Linked DNA regions of Homo sapiens: region 1 is linked to region 2. Evidence: read pairs that join two places in POLR2A ChIA-PET (ENCODE). Cell type or tissue: endothelial cell of umbilical vein. All regions are shown on one strand. Region 1 overlaps FMNL2 (formin like 2). Region 2 overlaps FMNL2 (formin like 2).

Region 1 (5,000 bases), 200 kb after region 2:
TTTTGTTCTCAGGCAGGCCCCGAGAAGGGTCGTCTAATCAGTCATAATAGAGTGTGCCTCTAAAACGGTGCCTTCCTGCAGGGAGCCTTGCAGATCACAGGGGCCTATTGTAAGAGGAGAAAAAGAAAGTATTGAGGCAGGCGCCAGGCAACAAGGCAAGAAGGAAACACTTAAGCAAAGGGCCTTTAATTTTTATATAACTAACCCAGAAGCATATTTTATAGCCATCTCATAAGAGTCAGGCCTCAATTTGGCTACAGACTTTGCATGGTTCCCTGGGAGCTGTTGCTGGGGAAAGCCAGAGACTGTTACTCACCTTGAAGAGGGACAGAGAGGTGGCTGAAGTCTGGGAGTGTGTTCACTTCAACATCTGGCTGGCAAGATAATACCCAAGGTTTTTGTAAAACCATCTCCTCTCCACTATTAGCCTTTAGGGAAAGCATCCCCTAACCGCCGCCCACCCTTTGAGATGCTTTAAACTATAGCCACCTTTGCCTCCAGGGTCCCAGATTGATCCAAATGGTTTGGGACACTGTTCACAAATGTCTTTCACAGATGTTGGAGAGCATAGTTGGAGCTTTTTTTTTTTGGCAGAAGTTTTGCTTTTGCTTCAATTCTCCTTTACATGAAAATGAATCTTGCTTGTCCTGGGAGTGGCCCACGTTATCTGTGCAGGGTATGGGATTTCATAGCTTCACAATCAGGAGTGAACCAGATGGGGCAAGAGAGTGGTTTGACCTTTATGTTTGGTATTCAGGGCCAGCACAGCCAAGTGCATTCCTCTGAATTTGTTTCTGTGGAGCTTCCATGCCAGTCAGCTTGGCCATATCATGTTCTATTGCCATGCTAGATGAGAATTTTAGACGTTCAAGAATACTGAGGGAGAGAATTTTTTTCAAATTTTTTATTTGCAATGAAACCTTTTTTTCCCCTCAAAAGCAATCTTATCAGACAACTAAGTAAGTATAAGAAAGAAGATCTGGATAGTGAGGGTAGAATTCTCAAGAACCTTACTTAGGCTTTCCCTTTCTCGGCCAAGCCCCTGACTTGGAATTCCCCCTTACTCCCAAAGCTCTGTAACCCATATAGTTTCTTCTCCTTTATTTCCTCTGTAACCCTGATGGCTTTCTTTCTTTTCTTTTCTTTTTTCTTTTTTTTTTTTTTTGAGATGGAGTCTCGCTCTGTCACCCAGGCTGGAGTGCAGTGGCACGATCTCGGCTAACTGCAACCTCCATCCCCCAGGTTCAAGCAATTCTCCTACCTCAGCCTCCTGAATAGCTGGGATTACAGGCGCCTGCCACGACGCCCAGCTAATTTTTGCATTTTTAGTAGAGACTGGTTTTCACTACCTTGGCCAGGCTAGTCTCGAACTCCTGACCTCAGGCAATCCGCCCACCTTGGCCTCCCAAAGTGCTGGGATTACAGGCATGAGCCACCGCGCCGGCCGATTGCTTTCTTAAAGTATGGCTTGCAAACCAGTAGTATTATCTAAGGCTCTCTTTTCTTTTCTTTTCTTTCTTTTTTTTTTTTTTTTGAGACAGAGTCTCACTCTGTCACCCAGGCTAGAGTGCAATGGTGTGACCTTGGCTCACTGGAACCTTCACCTCCCAGGTTCAAGTGATTCTCCTGCCTCAGCCTTCCTAATACGTGGGATTACAGGCGCCCGCCACCATGCCCAATTAATTTTTGTATTTCTAGTAGAAACGGGGTTTCACCCTGTTGGCCAGGCTGGTCTCAAACTCCTGACCTCAGGTGATCCACCTGTCTCGGCCTCCCAAAGTGCTGGGAGTACAGGTGTGAGCCACTGCACCTGGCCTAAGGCTCTCAACTTGATAGATGTGAAAACTGAAGTCCAGGGTTGTTTGCTGAATGGTCCAAGCTAACAACAGGGTAGTGGCTGAACTGTGACTTATAACCCAGGTTTTACAGTCTTGTCTAATGTGCCACATAGTCCCATTTCTACCCTTATAGCCCTTTACCCCCATCAGTCTTAGAGCTTGAAGGTGCAAAGAGAGGCAGTTGTATTAGGCAGGACCCCACAGGGATGGGCAGATAGGTGGCTGTGTTAGCAGACTGAAGTCTCTGGTCCAGGATTGGAGCCTGATCATTTTTACATTAACTGGGATCGTGAATTTATTCACTTGCAGCCGGTTTATAGATGATTTATAATGAAGATGCCTCTTGGTTTTCAGTAGGGTACATACTTTTCCAGGGCATATACTTTTATTTGTCTGCTGGTTTACTTAATTGCTGGTAGCCCCAGCTGCTAGCAGTAGTAGTCTAATTCCTGATAGGGCAGTCCAGTGCACAGAAGGGCTCCTTGCCGCTCTGCTCGGCTCAGTTTTTCTGTAGCTCTTAAACTTTCTCCCCACCCCACTTAATAGAGTACATGTTATTGATTTGGAAACTGGTATCAAAGCTGGTGGGAGAACGAGATATACCAGTGAATATAAAAGTCAAGAATGACACGTTTCAGCTGCAAGAATATAGCTTTTTTATTAAAAAGTTTTTGCACCGTGTATTATCTGGCCTTTGTGGGCAGATGGAAGTGATGCCCATCAATATAGAATGTGTAATGATGTACACGTGCAAATATGCTCCTGGCTCTTAGAAACGTTTTGATGAAGCGCTCGAGTTCATTCCCATGCAGGCCAATGCATGGATTCTGAAAATAACTGAAAATTAGTGTCTCGTTCCTTTCATCCTCACCGATTTTCTAAAGAGGCCACCGCAAAGGAGAGAGCATGTTCCACCATGATGGTCCTGTTTCACCCAGTGCGTGGGGGTGCTCCAGATGTGAGCAGTATGAACGAAGACAACTTTCCTTTGATGTGGGACACAACTTTTACCAACCTTCCCCAAACATATCTTCCTGTTTCCTGTGGGATTGTAGTGTACACTTGTTTAATGATTGCTAAAGTAATGGAGAAACAAATGTGAATCTGGCCTGCATGCTTCCTTTCCTTCCTCAGAAACAAAGTGGGGCTCTGGAATCCTTGCTGTGCCTGTGGAATGTGTCAGGAAACACAACCCTGAGTTCATTAGTTGAGATTGGCAGCAAAGCAGCCTTGGGTCTGGTGGAGCTGTGGTAGTAGGGGTCCTTCTAGTCCTTACCATGGAGAGTGGTCACTCTGTTGCTTTCAAGGTTTCCCAAAGCCGGCATTTGTATTCATAATGTCATTTTGTGCATTTGGGTTATTTTCGCCAAGTTCATAGCAGCTGTAAATAAGAAGATATTTAAGTCTGTTTTTTTTTTTTTTTTTAAGATTAGAGGTATTTCTCTGTTTTGTAACGCACATGTTCTCAGTAGGGATTTGTCTGTTGACAGAATGAGGGCTCTCTAAAGAAACACATATATTCAAGGCTCTTCTTAACATCTACTTCAGGTCTATCTGCCAGGCTAGTGATGTGTTTTTTGGGATCCTTATCCACCATGAAATCTAGTGTTGCTTGTTCTATATTTGATGCCATCTTTTAAAGTAACAGGCTATGAGTAGTTTGTTGCCGTCCACATGTGCTTTTCCAGCCATTCAAAACCTTTTTTTTCTAAGACCCAACATGCACCCCTTGATTATTTTTGGGTTACCTTATTATTCATTGCACTTATGCAGGGGCAGTGGGTCCATTCCTGCGGCATTCCTATGATATCCAATTATAGTAACTGTGTTTGTGTTGCTCAGTTAGAAGTTGAATGAGCTGGAGATTTAATGATCTAGTTAATCAGTTTATAATTGGTAATCAGAAAGACTGAGGGTTTAATCAGCCAGTGTGATATCATATGAGCCATTGGTTCCCAGATGCTGGTCCAACAACCACAAGTATTCACAGATTTCTAGGCCCATCTGGGGAGATTCTTATTCAGTATGTCTCAATATAGACTCTAGGAATCTATCATTTTTCGAGGTTCCATGGAAGTTTCTGGTGCAGGGATGTCAAAGTATGCATGGTATAATGACTATGTCTTTTAGTGATAATGTTTTTCATCTCTGTGTGTCTCAGATACTGCTGGAATGCCTTAACTACCTTCTTTAATGGAATATGTTTATATGGGCATTCTGGGCTATGTGGGAGAAGGAACCTCAGGCTGGCCATCGGGGACCTGGTTCTAGCCTTGGTTCTGCCACTCTCTCAACCTTTCATCAGGTTAGAGAAGTCTAATCTCTGTGTAGGTCTAATTCATAAATTGAGAGCATCAGATTATGCAAAAGGCATTTTTCAGCTTTCTAACATTCTTCGAAGAGCTTTGCCTCCCTAGGAATTGCTTTTGTTGTCACTGTTCACGAACAGCTGTTGCCTCATTTAGTTTAGCGTGTGCCTAGCCCCTCAACCAAACATGAATCACGGTCTGCTTCTCAGGAGAGCTGGTAGCTCTCCCCGAATTCAGGATGGCCTCTTTTCCTCTTCTGTTACTGCCACTACCAATCACCCACAACAAGACCAAAGTACACTGTTTTTTTTTTGAGACAGAGTCTCACTTTGTCGCCCAGGCTGGAATGCAGTGGTATGATCTCGGCTCACTGCAACCTCTGCCTTCTGGGTTCAAGCAATTCTCCTTCCACAGCCTCCCAAGTAGCTGGGATTACAGGTGCATGCCACCACTCCTGGCTAATTTTTGTATTTTTAGTACAGACGGGGTTTTACCATGTTGGCCAGGCTGGTCTCAAACTCCTGACCTCATGTTATCTGCCCACCTCGTCCTCCCAAAGTGCTGGGATTACAGGCGAGAACCACCGTGCCCAGCCTGTATTGGGGTTTCTGCTAAAGAAAATTCACATTGCAGTTCTGACCTTTCGTATAAAACCTCAGGGTTTTTTACCCACAGATCCCTTTTTGCAGGCAAGAGATGCTTGTCTCTTTGGGCGTAAGATGTGACTGATGTCATAGTCTAGGGAGCTGGGCCTGTACTGCCTCACCCCCTTCAACAAACCTTTCATTTCCAGGAACTTGCTGTAGATTGTCTAGGGGGGCCAGCTGAGGAGGGGGGCAGAACATGGTAACCC
Region 2 (5,000 bases):
CTCCCCTCCTCAAGGGAAATTTAAATTAAGTGGGAAATTACTTTTTGTATAGATGTTCTTTTGTCTTAAATTCATGCTCATGTGACTTTCCACTTGCCATTTAGAGTAACAGTTATTCAAAGAGCATTACCTAAATTCCATCATTAAGAAAAAAACTTATGCCCCTGCTCTGCTCCTTCACCCCTCATCATTATTTTTAAAGCTCTCTAAATGCCTGTCTTGCTTAAAGAATCATAAGACTATGGAAGTGGAATGCACTTGGCATGTTGTTCACTATTCCATGAATTTGTAGACTAAATATGTTATTTCTGTGGCTCATCCAGAAGATGTTGTCATCCTTTAAAATTGCAATTAGCATTATTGTAAAATTCGTTGATGGAAAAAGATCTATTAAGGTTACGTGTATTTTGGATTTAATGTTGCTTTACCTAAGGATGTTAGGGTTCACCAAATCCTGCTTTGCTTGGGATATGCAGGGAGGAAAATTGAGAAGAAATCTTTTTTTTTCCCATTAATAAATGAAAGAACTTCAATGTGAAGAATTTAAAAAAGTCCCAAGCACAGATGGTTCACCTGGGTAATTTGCAAGGAAACTGGATGAGCATAATGTAGGTGGGGAAGACTTAGGGAAATTATTCGGATAGTTCAGTTCCTTTCCTTTTATCTGTCTGAGCCAGTTAGGGGGAAAAAAAAAAATGAGGTTTTTGGATGTCAGAATTACCTGCTGGAATTTTTCATGCACTTTTCAGAATAAAAAACGTCAAAAGAGAGAAGTTAAATTTTCCAGTATGTTTTAAGAAAATAAACAAAATGAGACATGCTGGGGAAAGTGATAGGACACTTTCAGGTTGTGAACCTCAGGGAGTTTCCTGGCTAAGACAGGTGGCTTGGAGTTTTCCCTCTTTCTCCTTCTCTCCTCCCTTCTACTTTACTTTTCTCCCTCTCTTCCTCCTTTTTTTTTCTTTTATTTGCACACCCAGAAGCATGGACCTTTCCTTCTTTTGGTCCTTCTATCCATCAGGGTCAGGTCTTTCAAGATAAGTGGACACAATACCACTGAATCTGTAAACTTCTGATTTGTATGTCATTCTTCTCTGTGAGCCAGCGTTGTCACTGGTTTAAAAAAAATAAAAGCTTTGGCTGGGTGCAGTGGCTCACACCTGTAATCCCAGCACCTTGGGAGACCAAGGCAGGCGGATCACCTGAGGTCAGGAGTTCAAGACCAGCCTGGCCAACATGGCAAAACCTCATCTCTACTAAAAAATACAAAAACTATCTGGGTGTGGTGGCAGGTGCCTGTAATCCCAGCCTTGGGAGGCTGAGGCGGGAGAATTGCTTGAACCTGGGAGGTGGAGGTTTTGCAGTGAGCCGAGATTGAGCCGCTGCACTCCAGCCTGGGCAACAGAGTGAGACTCCATCTCGAAAAAAAATAAATAAAATAAAAGCCTCAGCATGTTGTCCTCTGGCCTGCGAACTTGCTGAAGTATTATTCCTTGTTGTATCCCCCAGGCTATGTTGCTGTCTAGCCTGTGAATAAGGCAAATTCCATATTATGGAGGTAGTGGGCTGTGTGAAAAGAGCACAGATTTTTTATATGATGAGTTACACGACTTAAGGCTAAGTACCTAATTTGTAAGTCCTCATCTGTAAAATAAGAATAATATCTAGTTCAAAGAGATGCGAGAATTATAAATTCTCCTATGTAAGATGCTTTATATATTGCTTGGTATACTTGGTAGGTCCTCAAGAAATGTTTGTTTCTTTTCTGCTAGGTCTCTAGTAATTGGAATTTTGGATGACTGAACATTCAAACTGATGATTTTTGGATGATTAACATTCAACTGATTTTTTGAGCAATTAATATGTAAGGCTTTTCTAAGTCCTGAGGGAGGTAAAACATGAATGATAGGTAGCATTTGCATGCACAGGCACTGTTTTAAGCCATGTGTACATTTTATCTGGCTTTATCTTCTATACACAGTTATGAGATATGCACCATTATCTCCAGTTTATTGATAAAGAAATAGTATAGAGGATTGATTTATCTGAGACCACACAGCTAGTAAGTGGTACAGTTCGCTGAGGCATAAAGAGAGAAACTGATACATGTAATACAAGGCATAACATGGTACTTATTTTTAAAAAGGGTGAACATGACCAGATGATTGAGAAGAGAAGGCAATTGTATTTGGTTTGGGTAGGAAAATTAGGACAGGCTTCAGGGAGAGGATGTCATTTGAGCTGGGCATAGAAGGAATTGAGTGTGTTGTGGAGAGACAAACATGGGAGCCAAAGAGAGAAGAATGTGGTGGCCACGGAGACAGGAACACTTGGGTGCTGCCCCAGAGCAGCAGACAGCTTCACTGGCTTTCTGAAGAATACTGGATGTGTGATAAACAATCCCAGAAGCTGCCCCTGGACCCTGAGCTGGTGCTGGGATCCCAGACCTGAGGTCGGGTTTGAGAGTGAGGCTTCCTCTGCCCAGGGTTGCCACGTGGCAGTGGTGGAGGCTGAACATTGATAGAGAAGTGAAATCAGAAGGTAGGTGACTAATCCAAATAAAAGTTGTGGATCTGAGGGTGGAGGAGTAGAAGGTGGCAGCACAGGATGAGGGAGGATGTTTGAAATGATGGTTGAAAGGGGGAAGCCTAGAGAAGTTTGTGAGCCCCGGATGGTCTCTGCTGTGCCTTTTTAATAGATGCTGGTCCCTCTGGACGTGGGTGAGGAGCAGCTTATTAAGTATTTTCTTCATAGTATTGAAAGGAAGTAGGAGACAAAAGCCTGGGTGGGGAACCTGAGATGGGGTGTTGGACCCATGGAACCTACCTGCCAGTGTCAAGGTAGAGGTGGAAGGATTTGATAGGCTGTTGACCAGTTTTTTTTCTGGGGTTGGCAGTGAAGTAGTGACATAATGGGGATTATGCTTGAGGAAGATTGATCTGCCATTTGTATGGGGATGGATTAGGTTATTTAGACTTTAGGGAGGGAACTTGTATTGGTGCCTTTACACCTTGGGGCAGAATTTGTAAGGCTTTGCAATCGATTCGATTGAGAGGCTGGGAAGTGAGGAAGCAGTTAAAGATGACCTTAATGTCTTTAATAGTGTTTCTATATGTATTAGATATTTGGGTGAGTTCTATGTGGCAGGTGGAGTGCTAGCTACTGGATGAAGAGTGCTGAGCAAAACTGTGTGAGTAGATAGGTGGGGAGGAAGTGGAATGAAAGTGGCTCTTGGGGTTTGAACCTGGGTCCTGGGGAAAGTGGTGTGACATTTACTGAAACAGGACAGGCAGCAGAGGAGTCGGCTTAGAAGCCCTGATGATGCATTTTGTTTTGATGAGTTGAGTTTGAGGTTGATCACAGCAAGTGATCAATCATAAAATTAGACATCTTGGATAGAGATTGGAGATGGCAACAGATAGAAAGTGGGTTGAAAAACAAAGAATGGGCCGGGCGCAGTGGCTCATGCCTGTGGTCCCAGCACTTTGGGAAGCCGAGGCGGGCGGATCACTTGAGGTCGGGGTTTAAGACTAGCCTGGCCAACATGGCGAAACTCCGTCTCTAATAAAAAATACAAAAAGCAGCTGGATGTGGTGGCACATGCCTGCAGTCCCAGCTACTCTGTGGGCTGAGGCAGAAGAATCGCTTGAATCCAGGAGGTGGAGGAGGTTGCAGTGAGCTGAGATCGCGCCACTGCACTCCAGGCCTGGGTGACAGAGCCAGACTCGGTCTCAAAAAAACAAAAAAAATAAAAAAAATAAAGAATGCTCTTTTAGAGATTCAAGGGAAGCAGGCAGAGGGTATGGCCTTATGAGCAAAACTTAAATTTTAGGGGGCAGAAGGAAGATGCTGCAAAGAGTATGGAGGAGGAATCAGTATAACTTGTATATTTCTACCTACCTGTTTTCTTGTGCAGTTTGTTTCCTTTATGGCTTTAGAACAAGGTTTCTTAACCTTAACACTATTTATGCATTTGGGACCAGATAACTGTTATGTCATAGGTGTGTCCTGTGCTTTGTAGGATGCTGAGTGGCACCCCTGGTCCCTGCCCACTATAGGCCACTGAGTAGCACTGCCTCTTCCCAATTATGTCAACCAAAAATGTCTGTAGACTGCTGAATATGCCCTGGGGGGCAGTCACCCATAGTTGAGCCCCACTGCTTTAGGGGTAATGATTTTGTAGTTTTCTTTCTTTTTTCTTCCCACGTGTATCCTGCCCAAACCACAGCCAGGGAGGAATTGGAGGCAGGCGATGCCAGCAAAAGGGTTGAACCTTCATTTGGCTGCAAGGAGTATGTGACTCAGTTCTCAATAAAGTTACATGTAGGAAGATGTTGGGAATTATCCTGTGAAACAGTTTCATGTACTAGGAGAAGTGTGAACTGCTAAGACTATTTCATTGTAGCTCTCAACAGGCCTGGGCCTGTGATATGACTGCATTTATGGACACTGGGGTGGGATGGAGTGGAGGGAATTTTAGCTCTGAAAGTTTGGGGAATTTATCAGTTTCAAAAAGTATTATTTTACAGAAGTCCCTATGTAGTTCTTCAATGCCTTTAGGAGAAGCTATTAATTTAAATGTGTCCTGTCAAAGAAAATAAATGTGTGTCCTAATAAAGGTCCCTAAAAGTTCACGTTGGACATCTCACCCCTCCAAATGAAGTGACACAGGAGGCATACACAGTCCTAGTGGTTTCTGCATACCTGGCACACTGCCTTTTCACCTGGTAGATGCCCATGAGTTAGTTGAGTTGAATTGAAATCCCACCTGTCATTTATGCTTGAAGAATTCTTCCTTTTTGATCTTGAAAGGGGAAGGAGAAGTGCTTGGAGGCAAAAAGCTTTAATCTGTGCAAAATATCAAAGAATAAGTTCATGACCATGTCAGCGGCATTCACAGTTTCATTTGAAATCTTTATTTAGAGATTGGCCTTGGATTTGGGTGTGCTTGTTAGGTCAGTGGAGGGGAGGCTGTTGATTCAGGTTGGGGCTTTTTTCCA

Evidence for each region. Peaks named below come from ENCODE experiments on the same cell type or tissue, not always from the same donor. Only the 100,000 strongest peaks of a DNase experiment are listed, where the experiment ranks them.
Region 1: POLR2A ChIA-PET joins it to region 2 with 5 read pairs; 3 of 35 experiments call an interaction of 5 or more read pairs at or near these places.

Annotation. Positions count from the first base shown.
Region 1 is chr2:152,600,154-152,605,153 of GRCh38, forward strand. All of the region lies in intron 9 of FMNL2 (formin like 2), which reads left to right. Among named protein-coding and RNA genes, the nearest start is that of PRPF40A, 110 kb to the right of the region's middle. In endothelial cell of umbilical vein, no CTCF peak of the experiment used is centred here; a DNase peak (open chromatin) is centred at 3,008.
Region 2 is chr2:152,396,704-152,401,703 of GRCh38, forward strand. The region is part of intron 1 of FMNL2 (formin like 2); the gene reads left to right. Among named protein-coding and RNA genes, the nearest start is that of FMNL2, 64 kb to the left of the region's middle. RefSeq lists an enhancer at 4,846-5,000. In endothelial cell of umbilical vein, no CTCF peak of the experiment used is centred here; no DNase peak of the experiment used is centred here.